Linked DNA regions of Homo sapiens: region 1 is linked to region 2. A link is a contact called in ENCODE Hi-C or POLR2A ChIA-PET data. All regions are on one chromosome and are shown on one strand. The core of a region is the stretch at or near the end of the contact, and the rest is flanking DNA. Distances in the headings are between cores, read along the strand shown.

The links. A loop is a pair of places that touch in the nucleus more often than their neighbours do. ChIA-PET counts read pairs that join two places held with the same protein, here RNA polymerase II (POLR2A). Pooled maps may share reads with other maps.
Region 1: a loop to region 2 is called in a pooled map, with 2.3 times the contacts of the local background. The contact joins the promoter of RAPH1 here to the enhancer-like site in region 2. A Hi-C loop is called at or near these places in 1 of 50 pooled maps. POLR2A ChIA-PET finds 5 or more read pairs at or near these places in 3 of 52 experiments (GM10248, MCF 10A and activated CD4-positive, alpha-beta T cell).

What each region holds. Positions count from the first base shown.
Region 1 is chr2:203,532,133-203,538,047 of GRCh38, forward strand. RAPH1 (Ras association (RalGDS/AF-6) and pleckstrin homology domains 1) reads right to left here and starts at 3,169. Exons shown (of 14, transcript NM_213589.3): 1 at 2,979-3,169. RefSeq lists silencers at 2,938-3,037, 3,108-3,197, 3,248-3,317.
Region 2 is chr2:202,663,308-202,670,143 of GRCh38, forward strand. All of the region lies in intron 1 of FAM117B (family with sequence similarity 117 member B), which reads left to right. Among named protein-coding and RNA genes, the nearest start is that of FAM117B, 32 kb to the left of the region's middle. RefSeq lists an enhancer at 3,122-3,201. Within about 2 kb of position 3,229, at least 5 of the 41 ENCODE cell types and tissues checked have a DNase peak (open chromatin) inside an H3K27ac peak, as active enhancers do.

The sequences.
Region 1 (5,915 bases), core at 1,919-4,418, 870 kb after region 2:
TGTGAGTCAAAAGTAGAAAAGTTGTTACTAGGAGGGTAGGGTAGAGGGAGGGAAGTGGATAGTTACTGTTTTGTTTTTGAACAGGGTCTCACTCTGTCACCCAGTGTGCATGATCATAGCGCACTGTGGCTTGTAGAATTACTGTTTAATGGGAAGAATTTCAGTTTGGGATGATAAAAAATTTCTGGAGATGGTGGTGATGATGGCACAATAATGTACTTAAGCCACTGAACTGTACACTTAAAAATAGTTAAAATGGTAATTTGTATGTTATGCATACTTTACCACATTTCTTTCAAAGAGTATATGTGTGTGTTGCTTTAGTGGCAGTGTAAAAACATGGTTAAGAATACAAGCTTAAGAATTAGGCTGCCCGGTTTCAAATCCAGCTCTGCCACTATAGCTCTGCAGTCTTTGGGCAACTTATTGTCTGTGCCTATTTTCTCAAATAATAGACTCTATTTCATAGGGTTATGGCGAGAATTAAATAAATTATCACATATAAAGTGTTTAAAACAGTGTACGTCATACAGTGGCCACTTTTTATTATTATAAGTTTAAAATACATTTTTATTGAGATTAAAGTCAAACATCTGCAGAATCTCTGAAATTCTCAAGTTCAGTGAAACAGTTTAAGAAGCAGTGATCTAATCCAAACTTCTCATTTTATAGGTAAAGGAATTAAGAGTCCAAGATAAGTTATCTGCCTGAGGTCACATCTTGCTTCACTAATATTAATTTTCCTAAAATTAAGTGTTTGGGATTAACAATACTAATGTTGACATTCAATTACTTCCAAACCAAGGCAACCAAAGCCATGAGATTCTACAATGTGTAACCAAGAATCTGTGAATAGTGTGACAGTTATCCACGATGCCAATCTAGTAAGTATTTATGGGGTGAGCACCAAAGGGCAGCAAAACCAAAAGACATAATCATCCTCAAAGACAATGGTTAAAAACACCTCTTTGGAAAATAAAGAGTTAAATATTTGTGAAAACACACCCAATAGTGCCCACTACTCCACTCCTTTCACCCAGTCACATACTCTATAATCTTAGTGAGACCTCTGAGTCTGAAAAATAAGCTGCTGCTTCTACCAAATAAAGCTAACGTTTATCATAAGGCAACATCTACAAATAATTCTTTATTACATTCAAACAGGAGACAGCAATCTAAATTATACAAAATGTCTAACCCAAAAAATCATGAATTAAGCTTTTTGTACTTACTTGAGTAGGGCTGCATCTGGTTTCTGGGAAATTCACCACACAAAAAGCAAAATAACGGAGACAATCTTTGAAGGTCAGACTCAACAAGAGTTAAAAGCTATTGAGCGTCTCTATTTTGCCCCTCCCCCAAAGGTCCTCCCCCTCAATTCGGCTCTCAAAGGATAGCACCACCATGTGAAATGTCCTCCTCCCCATCTGAATCTGCTGAAATCCTACTCATCCTTAAAGGTTTCACTTAAATGCCGAGGCTTCCATGCATTCCTCCCTCAATTTAGAATTAATCTCTCTTCTTCGCTCTCCTATTCTATACCTCAACATTTTACTATATAGTTCACTGTATTACACTTACCTACATTCACTAACCCCCCGCACCGCACCCCCAAAAAAACCACCCCGAGGAGGAAAGGAATTTAAGGTGCTGTTAAACACCTCTATGCCAGGCAAGGTGCTACGCATTTTGCATACATTATCTCATTTAATCTACATGAAAAACATCTGGGGAGGTAAACAGGTGGTGTTATTCCCATTTTACTGATAGGGAACGTACTGCAGAGTTCAATAGCTTATCCAACTCACATTGCAAGCCAATTCCAGGGCGTACGGTTTCCCCCACTCCGAAGAGCTCTTTCCACCACCCCATGCTTGTTCACCTGGTGTCACCCAGCCTAACTGACAGAGTAGGTATTCCATAAATGTTTGCTGAATTTAATATCCCCATGGACTGACTCTTTAATAATCCGATCACGCCTCATCCCTAACCCGTTACCTTTACTGTTCCTTAACGGTGGACTTTACCTACATAAGCAGCTCTCCACATTTCCCTGAGAAATGCTGCAGACAACATCAACCCTTATTGGAAGATTGAGTGAAGAACTTTTCCATTCTCCCGGATTTCCCCAACGGATCTTCCCAAAGAATTTAAGAAATGCACACACGCAAGACACATGTAACACTTACACCCTCCCTCAAGGCTCTTATTTCATATTAAACCATGTCTTCGAGCTTGTAAGCAATAAGGTTTATGCGGTTTCCAGCTCACACAGTGGGGACACCCTAAGTCACTGCCTTAAGAAAACCACATCTTTCAACCTGTCTTAACACGAAGGCATCCTAATACTATCACACTGCCCCCTCCCTCCGTCCACCCCCCCCCCCCCCCCATGAATTGCAGTTTGGATTTCCGGCGGGAATGTATAATACAGACCGCAAGAGGAGACGCGGTTAAAAAGCAATGAAGCAATTACTTATCCTGTTTAATTAGAAAGAAGACACAGAAGGAGCCCCGCCTTTCAAAATCTCTGCACTGAACTCATCTATGAAAGATGGGGGCATCGAAACCCAAGCAACCCGACATCCAGTAGCTGGTTTCTGCAGCTGGGCGGGGGAAAGTCCTTTCCTCCCTGCGGTCCCGGGCCACCAGCCCCCGGTGCTGGGTCGGAGAAGCCTAACCGCACCCTCCCAGGCGGCCCCTTATCTCATTGTCTCCCTCCGTCGCGGTCCCCAGGGGCGCAGGGTGCAGTCCAGGCCCCACCGACCTCCATCCACCAGCCGGGAGCGGTCCAGCCAGCCCCGGCCCGATCCCCAACCTGGCAACGACCCCGCCCCAGGCTGCCGCCGACCGTACCGCACCCGGATGGCGGGGCCGGGCGCCGGGAAAATGGAGGCGGGAGCGGCAGGAGCGCCTCACGGCCCCGCGCCCAGCCGGCTCCCTACCCCCTGGCCCCGAGGGCGAGGCTAACCACTCACCGCGGCAGTCGGTCGGCCTTCCCGCGGCCCCGGGCAAGGAAACCGCCGCTCGCGCTCCTCCAGCCGCTGCCTCCGCCTCCTCCCCAGGCGCGGCGCTCCCTCGCCAGAGACGCAGCGACTGCCAGCAGCTCCCGCGCCGCGCGCTCAGTGACTGACTGACTGACTGACTGACTGACTGACTGACTGACTGGCGGGCGGCGGCGGGAGCGGGGGCGGGGCGGCCGCAGCGCCCCGCGGCGGCGGCGGCGGCGGCGGAGCCGAGTGTGCTCGCGTCCAGCCGAGACGCAGAAGGCGGGGTTGAGGGCCGGACTGCCGACTGTAGGGCCGACTCGCGCGGGACCGCGCGCCGCCCCCGCCCGCCGCCAACCACTCACTTCCGGCGCAGGCCGCCGCGCCCGCCGCCCTTCCCTAGCCCGCGCCCCGCGCCGGCCCTCCGCCCTCCCTTCAGGCGCCCGGCCGCGCCCGGCCGCACTCAACCGCGGCTCCGCTCGTGCCTCGCCTTTCCTCCGCAAGTCCCTGTGAGCCGCCTACAGGAACGAGTGAATCAGAGAATGAATGAGTGGGGAGGAAAATCCCAGTGCTGCCCCACCCCCTGCTCGCCTTTCATAGGAAGCCGGCCCAGCAGCCTCTGTCCTAGCGCCCTGGGAGGCACAGCAGCCTCCAGCAGTTCTGTCAGGGAGCTGTACGCATCCACCTTTATACGCTGTCCGTGTATTCAGAGACTCCAGAAACGCATCCGGGGTTGGCTCGGTCACTTACAGGACCATTGTCGTTGAGATCTGTGAGGCCCTTCTTTAGGAAATCCCATTTTGGCCAAAAAGTCTCTGCAGTTTCATGGAATGTATTGGGAAACTTAGGAACGGGACATTTCGATGACCTTTACTTTTTAAACTTCGAAATCTGTTAATCCTGCCTCCTTAATTTCTGTCCCCCCACCCCATCGGAATTGTGTAGTAGTAAGGTGTCGGCATTTTTCCTTATCGCTAAGCTCAGCTGCTGCCTCTTTAGATGCAGGCTTGACTTCGGCAGACTTTTAGATTTTAAGTATGTCCTTATTTTGACCTTCACCTAAAGTTGATCAAAGAAAGGAACAAATGGAACTAAGTTATGTTTGCTTGGCTACATGCAAAGCAAGTTTGTTGACAGCATTAAAACAATTGAGAAATTGGGAGTGTGACCTGAAATTGGTTGCAATGAACATTGCTTTTTCATGTCTTCCCATCTGCTTGCTAAGAATTTATTTAAATTTTCACAAAGCATTGACTGTACATTCCTGAAATCCTAGCTCCCTCTCTAAGAATGAGAGTGTTCATTTCTCTGTCCTGGGGCCAAATCCTGGTTTGGTTAATTACATTCTTACTTCCTGATATTCTTGAGGACTTTCAAGTGGTTTCAGTCTTTTTTGTACAATCTGTTCCAAACTGGTACACAATCTGTTTCAAATTGGTATTTAGAACCATACAATACAGATACTGGCTGCCTTTCACACTTGAGATATCTGTACTTTTGAAACATAACTGCCCTTTTGTATTTTAAGTTCAGTAGGTATGTCAATATTCTTGTATAGAATAATACTATCTCTTGACTGGATTAAGAAAATGTGGCACATATACACCACGGAATACTATGCAGCCATAAAAAAGGTTGAGTTAATGTCCTTTGTAGGGACATGGATGAAGCTGGAAACCATCATTCTCAGCAAACTATCGCAAGGACAGAAAACCAAACACCACATGATCTCACTCATAGGTGGGACTTGAACAATGAGAACACTTGGACACAAAGCAGGGAATATATCACACAGGGGCCTGTTGGGGGGATGGAGAGGGGGGAGGGATAGCATTAGGAGATATACCTAATGTAAATGATGAGTTAATGGGTGCAGCACACCAACATGGCACATGTATACATATGTAACAAAGCTGCACGTTGTGCACATGTACCCTAGAACTTAAAGTATAATAAAAAATAAAAATAATAAAAGAATAATACTATCTCTTATAAATGAAGATGATCCTGCTGACCAACTTCTTTTAGACTTCTCTTCCTTTCTTGTGGGAATCATCATTTGCCACCTAATTATTTCAAGAAGTTATCCTCCAAAAGTGAATATAATACAACACTTTATTCATCCTTGTATCTCCCACAATATCTAGCATAGTATCTTGCACAATAAGTATTTATAAATTAATAAATGCTTTAAAATTTTTCATAAGTGATAATTTTATACAAATGTATCTAGTCTTTCACCTCATTTCCCTTGTGACCAAGTTTGTTGACATTAGACACACCTGGGTGCCAAACTTAATGAATCCTATTGTCATTAAATGTACTAGGCTGTGTGATACCTTACAAGGAAGATGATTCATTTAAACCTCCTTAAAAAAATAGACGATTGAAGCCAGGAGTGGTGGCTCGCACCTGTAATCCCAGCACTTTGGGAGGCTGAGGTGGGCGGATCACCTGAGGTCAGGAGTTGGAGACTAGCCTGGCCAACATGGTGAAATCCCATCTCTACTAAAAATACAAAAATGAGCTGAGCATGGTGGCGGGTGCCTGTAATCCCAGCTACTCAGGAGGCTGAGGCAGGAGAATCACTTGAACTTGGGAGTGGAGCTTGCAGTGAGCCAAGATCCTGCCATTGCACTCCAACCTGGGTGACAAGAGTGAGACTCCATCTCAGAAAAAAAAAAAAAATAGACCATTGAGTGCCTTTTACATAGGTCTTAGCCAACTCTTCTCCAAGTGCTTAGCCTAAGATCAAGGTTAATTAAAAGAGAAAAAAGGTCACTTTCAGTCATTGAGAAAAGAGTGTTCTCATCAGTTTCTTTAAACCATTAAATCATTCGTTCATTCAATCAGAGTTTATTAAGCTACAATTAAGGCCCAGGAATACAAAGACAAGAAAGACGTGGCATGATGCTTCCTGCCTACAAA
Region 2 (6,836 bases), core at 1,979-4,478:
CTTGTGCTGAAGATATTATGCTATGTGACTCAGCTGTGGGTAACTCTATAGTTAGTGAACTTTATTATAGGAAATAGTGTTATTGTGCTACATTTATATATAGAGAGTTTTACTGGTTTTTATTGAAAAGCGTGTATCTTTTTATTTAATGGCGAACATTACTTAATATGTTATAATCTTCTCTGAAATAATAGTATGTGTTTTATACATTTAGTACTTTGCTGGATTAAATTCATTACATCATTCACATTCGATATTCAGTCACATTAAGCCTTTTTTTTTTTTTTTCTTTTGAGACAGAGTCTCACTCTCCTTTCCCAGGCTGGAGTGCAGTGGCGCGATCTTGGCTCACTGCAACCTCTGCCTCCCAGGTTCAAGCGATTCTCCTGCCTCAGCCTCCTGAGTAACTGGGATTACAGGCACCCCCTGCCACACCCAGCTAAGTTTTGTATTTTTAGTGGAGACGGGGTTTCACTATGTTGGCCAGGCTGGTCTCAAACTCCTGACCTCTGGTGATCTGCCCACCTCGGCCTCCCAAAGTGTTGGGATTACAGGCGTGAGCCACTGCGCCCAGCCCCATTAAGCTTTTTATATACCAGATTTTGTTCAAAGGCTGCAGACCAAACCTTTCATTTTTGTTAACTGTCCTGTAAAGTATACTGATACAAGGTCTATGAGGTTAAAATATGTGGATGACACAGTGCAAACTCATTATTTCCAAAAAAAAGCATGTTGAACCACAGTTCCTATCAGTGAATCTAGAAAACTATTTTTATATGCAAATAATACATTCCAGTTCATTTATATACTTCTGTGCATTTTCACAAATAATAACTAATTATCCCATGATATCCCTCTTTAAGGGTGAGTGTCATTAGCTCCTGATGATTTGAGTACATTTAATTAGATATCTTTTCTGAAGTTATATTTAACTGAAAGAATATATTGACTCCAGAGGTTTTAAGCTGTTCTTTTCACTGCCATTTGTGTATATGGTAGGAAAAATGATAAAAATATTTGAAAGAATTAGCTTGGCAACATAGTAGAATAGCCTGGAATGTCTGAGAACTGCTCAGTGATTTGTGTGGCTAATAGTGCTAGGTAGAAGGCTTAGATTAGTCTTAGAATTGGCACAAGACGAGAATGAGACAACTGAGGCATTGGCCCTGGATACATGTTTTTGGTGTCTGCCAGAAAGCTTGGTAATTGAGATAAATAATATTTAAATAAAATGCTTCAAAATAAAAATTAATTTAACACAATTCAAAGAACTAATTATGAAAATTTTAAAGATAGGGTCCAACAGGGCAAAGATTAAGAGTCATGCAAGTACATGATTGAGTCCTGTTTAAAATTTTGATAGTTCGTTATCATGCATGACTTACCTTGAGTAATTTATCTATCTAGTAAGTTATTTTGCCCTCAGAACACGTGCCTCATTTGCCTTACCGTAGTAGTTTTGGCCTCGCTTATAAGAAGTCAGTCTGAAGGAATTACGGGTTTCTCTGTGGGTCAGTGTATTAGTTTTCTATTGATATGTGATAGATTGCCCCAAATATAGCAGCTTAAAACAATATCCGTTTATTATTTCACAGTTCTGTAGGTTGAAAGTTGGGGCGGGGAGGAGGCTCCACTGTGTTTTCTGCTCAGGGTCTCAAAAGCCAATATCAAGATCAAGCTGGGTTTGGCTTTTATCTGGAGACTTTGGTGGGGAAGAAGGTGCTTCCAAACTCATTCATGGAGTTGACAGAATCCAGTTCCTTGAGGTGATAGGACTGAGATGACTGCATTGTCGTGGACTGTTAGCTTTAGGGGTCACTCTCAGCTCTGAGGCGGCTCTCATATCTTTTCCACATGACCCTCTCAATTTTCTTTTTTCTTTTTTTTTTTTTGAGACAGAGTTTCGTATGCTGCCCAGCTGGAGTGCAGTGGTGTGATCTAAGCTTACTGCAACCTCTGCCTCCTGGGCTCAAGTGATCCTCCCACCTCAGCCTCCCAAAGTGCTGGGGTTATAGTTGGCCAACCCTCTCAATTTTCAAAGCCAGCAGTGGAATATCTCTCATATAGAATCTTTTTTACTTGCTCTTCTGCAGCCAGCCAAAGAAAACTTTCTATTTTTAAAGGGCACTTGTGATTAGATTGGGCCCTCCTGGATAATCTCCCCATTAATAACTCACTACTAACTGATTAGCAACCTTAATTTCATCTACAGAATCTCTCTTGGCACATGATGTAATCGTGGATGTGATATCTCGTTGTGTTTTCAGTCCTGGGGATTAGGACAGGAAATCCTCTTTTTGTTGTTGTTGTTGAGACAGAGTCTCACTCTATCACCCAGGCTGGAGTGCAGTGGTGCAATCTCGGCTCACTGCAACTTCTGCCTCCCAGATTCAAGCAATTCTCCTGCCTCAGCCTCCTGAGTAGCTGGGACTACAGGTGCATGCCACCATGCCTGGCTAATTTTTGTATTTTTAGTAGAGACAGGGTTTCACCATGTTGACCAGGCCGGTCTCGAACTCCTGACCTCGGGTGTTCTGCCTGCCTTGGCCTCCCAAAGTGCTGGGATTACAGGCGTGAGCCATGGAAACTGGCAGGACAGGAAATCTTGGGAGACCATTTTAAAATTCTGCCTACTGTAGTCAGCTAAGAAACTAATACAAACCATTCATCCTACTCACTGGTAGTGACTTATTGATATAAATATTACAAACACAAACAAATAGCTATAAATATGTATTATGGCAACATTTGTTATGACTAAAATTTGACAGAAGAAAACATTCATTCTGCAATTTGTGTCTGCATAGTTTGCTTAAATTGGGAATGGTATTGTTACAAAGCAAACCTTTTGATGATAGAGACTTTGTTGAGAAAATCTGATATAGTCAAAAGCAGATTGGGTCTTTATTATAAACTTTACATTAAAAACAATTGAAACGGAAGTTATGTTAGCAAAATAAACATGAAAATTGAAAAAAAATAGAAACAGTTTACCTATGGTTTTCAGAAAACTAATTTAAAAAATGTTGACTCATTGAAGTTTGCATTGGAAAAATACTTTGGTAAAATGTTTATTGGTGTTACACGTTCACAAACGCACACACATATGTACCATATGTACAGTCATAATTCTAGGTGAGGATGGCAGACAGAAGGCTTGAAGAGTCAGAGAAGTTCAGCCAGCCACATTTTTTTTTAAATTGTATCTGAGCATGTACTATGTATGTTTATATTTTGACACTGCTAGCTGGGTTTTCACTGGTGGGTGGGATGTGGGGGTATGTTACAGACAACTTTCACTTTCTACTGTATTCACTTCTGGTTTTTGACTATTTTGAAATAACATGTTTCGTTTCATTTCTTTTTTTTTTTTTTTTTTGAGACAGAGTCTCGCTCTGCTGCCCAGGCCAGAGTGCAGTGGCGCGATCTTGGCTCACTGCAACCTCTGCCTCCCGGGTTCAAGTGATTCTCCTGCCTCAGCCCGCTGAGTAGCTGGGACAGCTAATTTTTTGTAGTTTTAGTAGAGATAGGGTTTCACCGTGTTAGCCAGGATGGTCTCGATCTCCTGACCTCGTGATCCACCTGCCTCGGCCTCCCAAAGTGCTGGGAGTACAGGTGTGAGCCACCACGCCCGGCCAGTATGTTTCATTTCTATAATAAAAATGCAGATCGAAAATCTGTGTTGTAGCAGTGATTTAAAATAAAGTGAAATGATTTTTAAAGAGTTTAAAAATAGAGTAAAAATGTCGTAAAAACTGGGACTTGCTCCAGGCCTCTATTTGAGTTACTTTAGTAAATTTTTCTTTTTTTTGAGATGGAGTCTTGCTTTGTCGCCCAGGCTGGAGTGCAGTGGTGCGATCTTGGCTCACTGCAACCTCCGCCTCCTGGGTTCAAGCAGTTCTCCTGCCTCACCCTTCCGAGTAGCTGAGACTACAGGCACGTGCCACCATACCTGGCTAATTATCATATTTTTAATAGAGACGGGGTTTCACCATGTTGGCTAGGCTGGTCTCGAACACCTGACCTCAAGTGATCCACCCGCCTCGGCCTCCCAAAGTGGTGGGATTATTAGCATGAGCCACCACGCCCGGCCTAAGTATTTCTTTTTGAGGCAGCTTAAAGAAAAAAAGCTTTGTGTATGTGTGTCTGTGTGTCTGTGTGTGTGTGTCTGTGTTTGTGTGTGCGTGCGCGCGCATGTGCTGTCTCTTTTTCCATAGAAATAATATTGCTCTGTTCTTGAATCCAATTATTACAATGAAGGTGATAATTATGTAGAGAGGAATAACTGTGTCAAGGTATTCCTGAATGGTACTGGTGTTATGTTTTAGACCAATCTCAAGATAAACCTTAGCCATTTGGCCCCACTAGATAGTGTAGGGATCTAAACTAAACTAGATAACCTAAGTTAAATTACCTATTTCTACTCAAGTTGAAGTAGTATGCTGGCTATATTTTTTTCTGCTAGGTTTCAGTCTTTGGAGGCCTTTGGGATATTGACAGATGAGGAGATAATTGATAAGTAGTGAAGTGGACAGCTAGCATGGCTGAACCACAGAAAAGAGTAGTGGATTGAGGTTATAGGGTGATAATAGTGAGGATAGTAGTAGAGTAGTATTAGAAGTAAAATCACTGTTCCCAGGCATGGTGGCTCATGCCTGTAATTCTAGCACTTTGGGAGGCCCAGATGGGAAGATTGCTTGAGGCCAGGAGTTTGCTTAGGCAACACAGTAAGGCTCCATCTTTAAAATATATATATATTGTAAATATATATCATATATTTTATAAAAATATATTTATATAAAAAATATTTTTATAAAATATATATTTTATAAAAATATATAAATATATAATTATATAATACATACATATTATATTATATAATATATATTTATATATTTTTATATAATATACAATATAATATATATTAATATTTATATATTTAGATACATATATAAAGATATAAAAATATTTATATATTAAATGCGGTGGCATGCACCTGTAGTCCTAGCTACTTGGGAGGCTGAGGTGGGAGGATGGCTTGAGCCCTGGAGTTAGAAGGTACAGTGAACTCTGATCTGGGCATAGTGGCGGGTGCCTGTAATCCCAGCTACTTCGGAGGCTGAGGCAGGAGAATTGCGTAAACCTGAGAAGTGGAGGTTGCAGTGAGCTGAGATCACGCCACTGCACTCCAGACTGTGTGACAGAGCGAGACTCTCTCTCAAAAAAAAAAAAAAAAAAAGAAAAAGAAGGTATAGTGAACTCTGATTGTGTCACTGTACTCTAGCCTGGGCTACAGAGTGAGATCTTGTTCCTAATAAATAAATAAATAAATAAATAAATAAATAAAATAAAAGAACATTTTCTAAAGTGTGGTATAGGATGGTAGATTTTGGGTCAAGTTTTATTTTCTGTATCAGCAAAGAAAAAGGAAAGAAAGTAATATTTGAATGCATGTCTCATGCATTAAATATATGCCTCTAAGGGCTGTGTTTATTTCCATTTCATAAATGAGAATACTCAGTCCAAGAGAACTAAGTAATTTAATGTTTCAGAGAATTTCTAAATGTGGGATTTCAACTCATGTCTGCTTCGTTTTGGGGACCATGTTTTTAAAGTCTTCTCACAGTGTTATATATAATATAATTTAGTCAACATTAAACCTATTACGAATAGGTATCCTACCAAGTTGGATAATTTGAAAGAACACCAAAATAAGGAATAATATATGCCAAAAGTTCCTCCCTTCTTGCAGAAGGGTTCAGACAGTTTCTGGTTGAAGCAGAGATTAAATACATTGATAAATCAATAGACAGAGTGATCTGGAATAATTGGTAGAAATTGGTTGTAAAATGGTGTTAGGGACAGATTTTTTTTAGTCTTTTAAACCCACATCTTGATTTGATAGACACAAAAATCATGATATGATATTGGAGATTTCAAAATAAGTATTTCAAAATTAAAACAGCAGTGATTCTAGGAAGAAAAAACTTAATCTTTAAAACATAGATATTTTTCTGTACCAGTCATATGGTATCAGTGTGGGTGGGGCTACTTATTTATCACCAGGCTTTTCAGTCCCAAATAGTATGGAAATCTGTGAATTGTTCTGTTTTTATTACCTGAGTGCAATAAAAAAGATTAGCTTTGTAAAATAAGGAGAGGATAAAGTTTGCTTATTTTCGGGAGTGAATCAGAAGATGTTCTTCCTCCTCAAATTTTCTAGATTTTTTTTTTGGAAGTTACTCTGTTAACTGAATCAAATTTGAATGATAAAAACTATCATTTGAGATGTTTTTGCCAACATGGAACATAACTAAGAAAAAATGTTTTTCACATTGTTTCAAGTGGGATTTTCAGGCATGTCATTATGAAAGTATTTCCTTAAATCATCTTTCAGAACAAAAATATGGATGAGTATTGCTTTTTTTCCGCCTTATCCTTGAGTGCTTTATTGGGTCAAAGTTGAAGAAATATTAAAGCACTAATTTGCTTTATCCAGTTTGTTGGATTTTTTTCTTTGTTTGCTTGAAGTATTTTTCTAGACTCTTGATTGCAAATGACAACTCAGCTTAAACTAAGCAGAATGACAGTAGAACTGAAGAAATAACCACAAACATAGATAGATGTGGCCACAAAAATTAAGTACTTTCAGGACATTCTCTTAATTTCTTAATCTTTCATTTGGGTCTGTTTGTTAGCTTCATTCTCACATACTGTCTAAGTACTTTCAGGACATTCTCTTAGTTTCTTAATCTTTCATGTGGGTCTGTTTGTTAGCTTCATTCTCACGTACTGTCTAAATCAACAAATCTTTATTGAGTACCTGCTATGTGCTA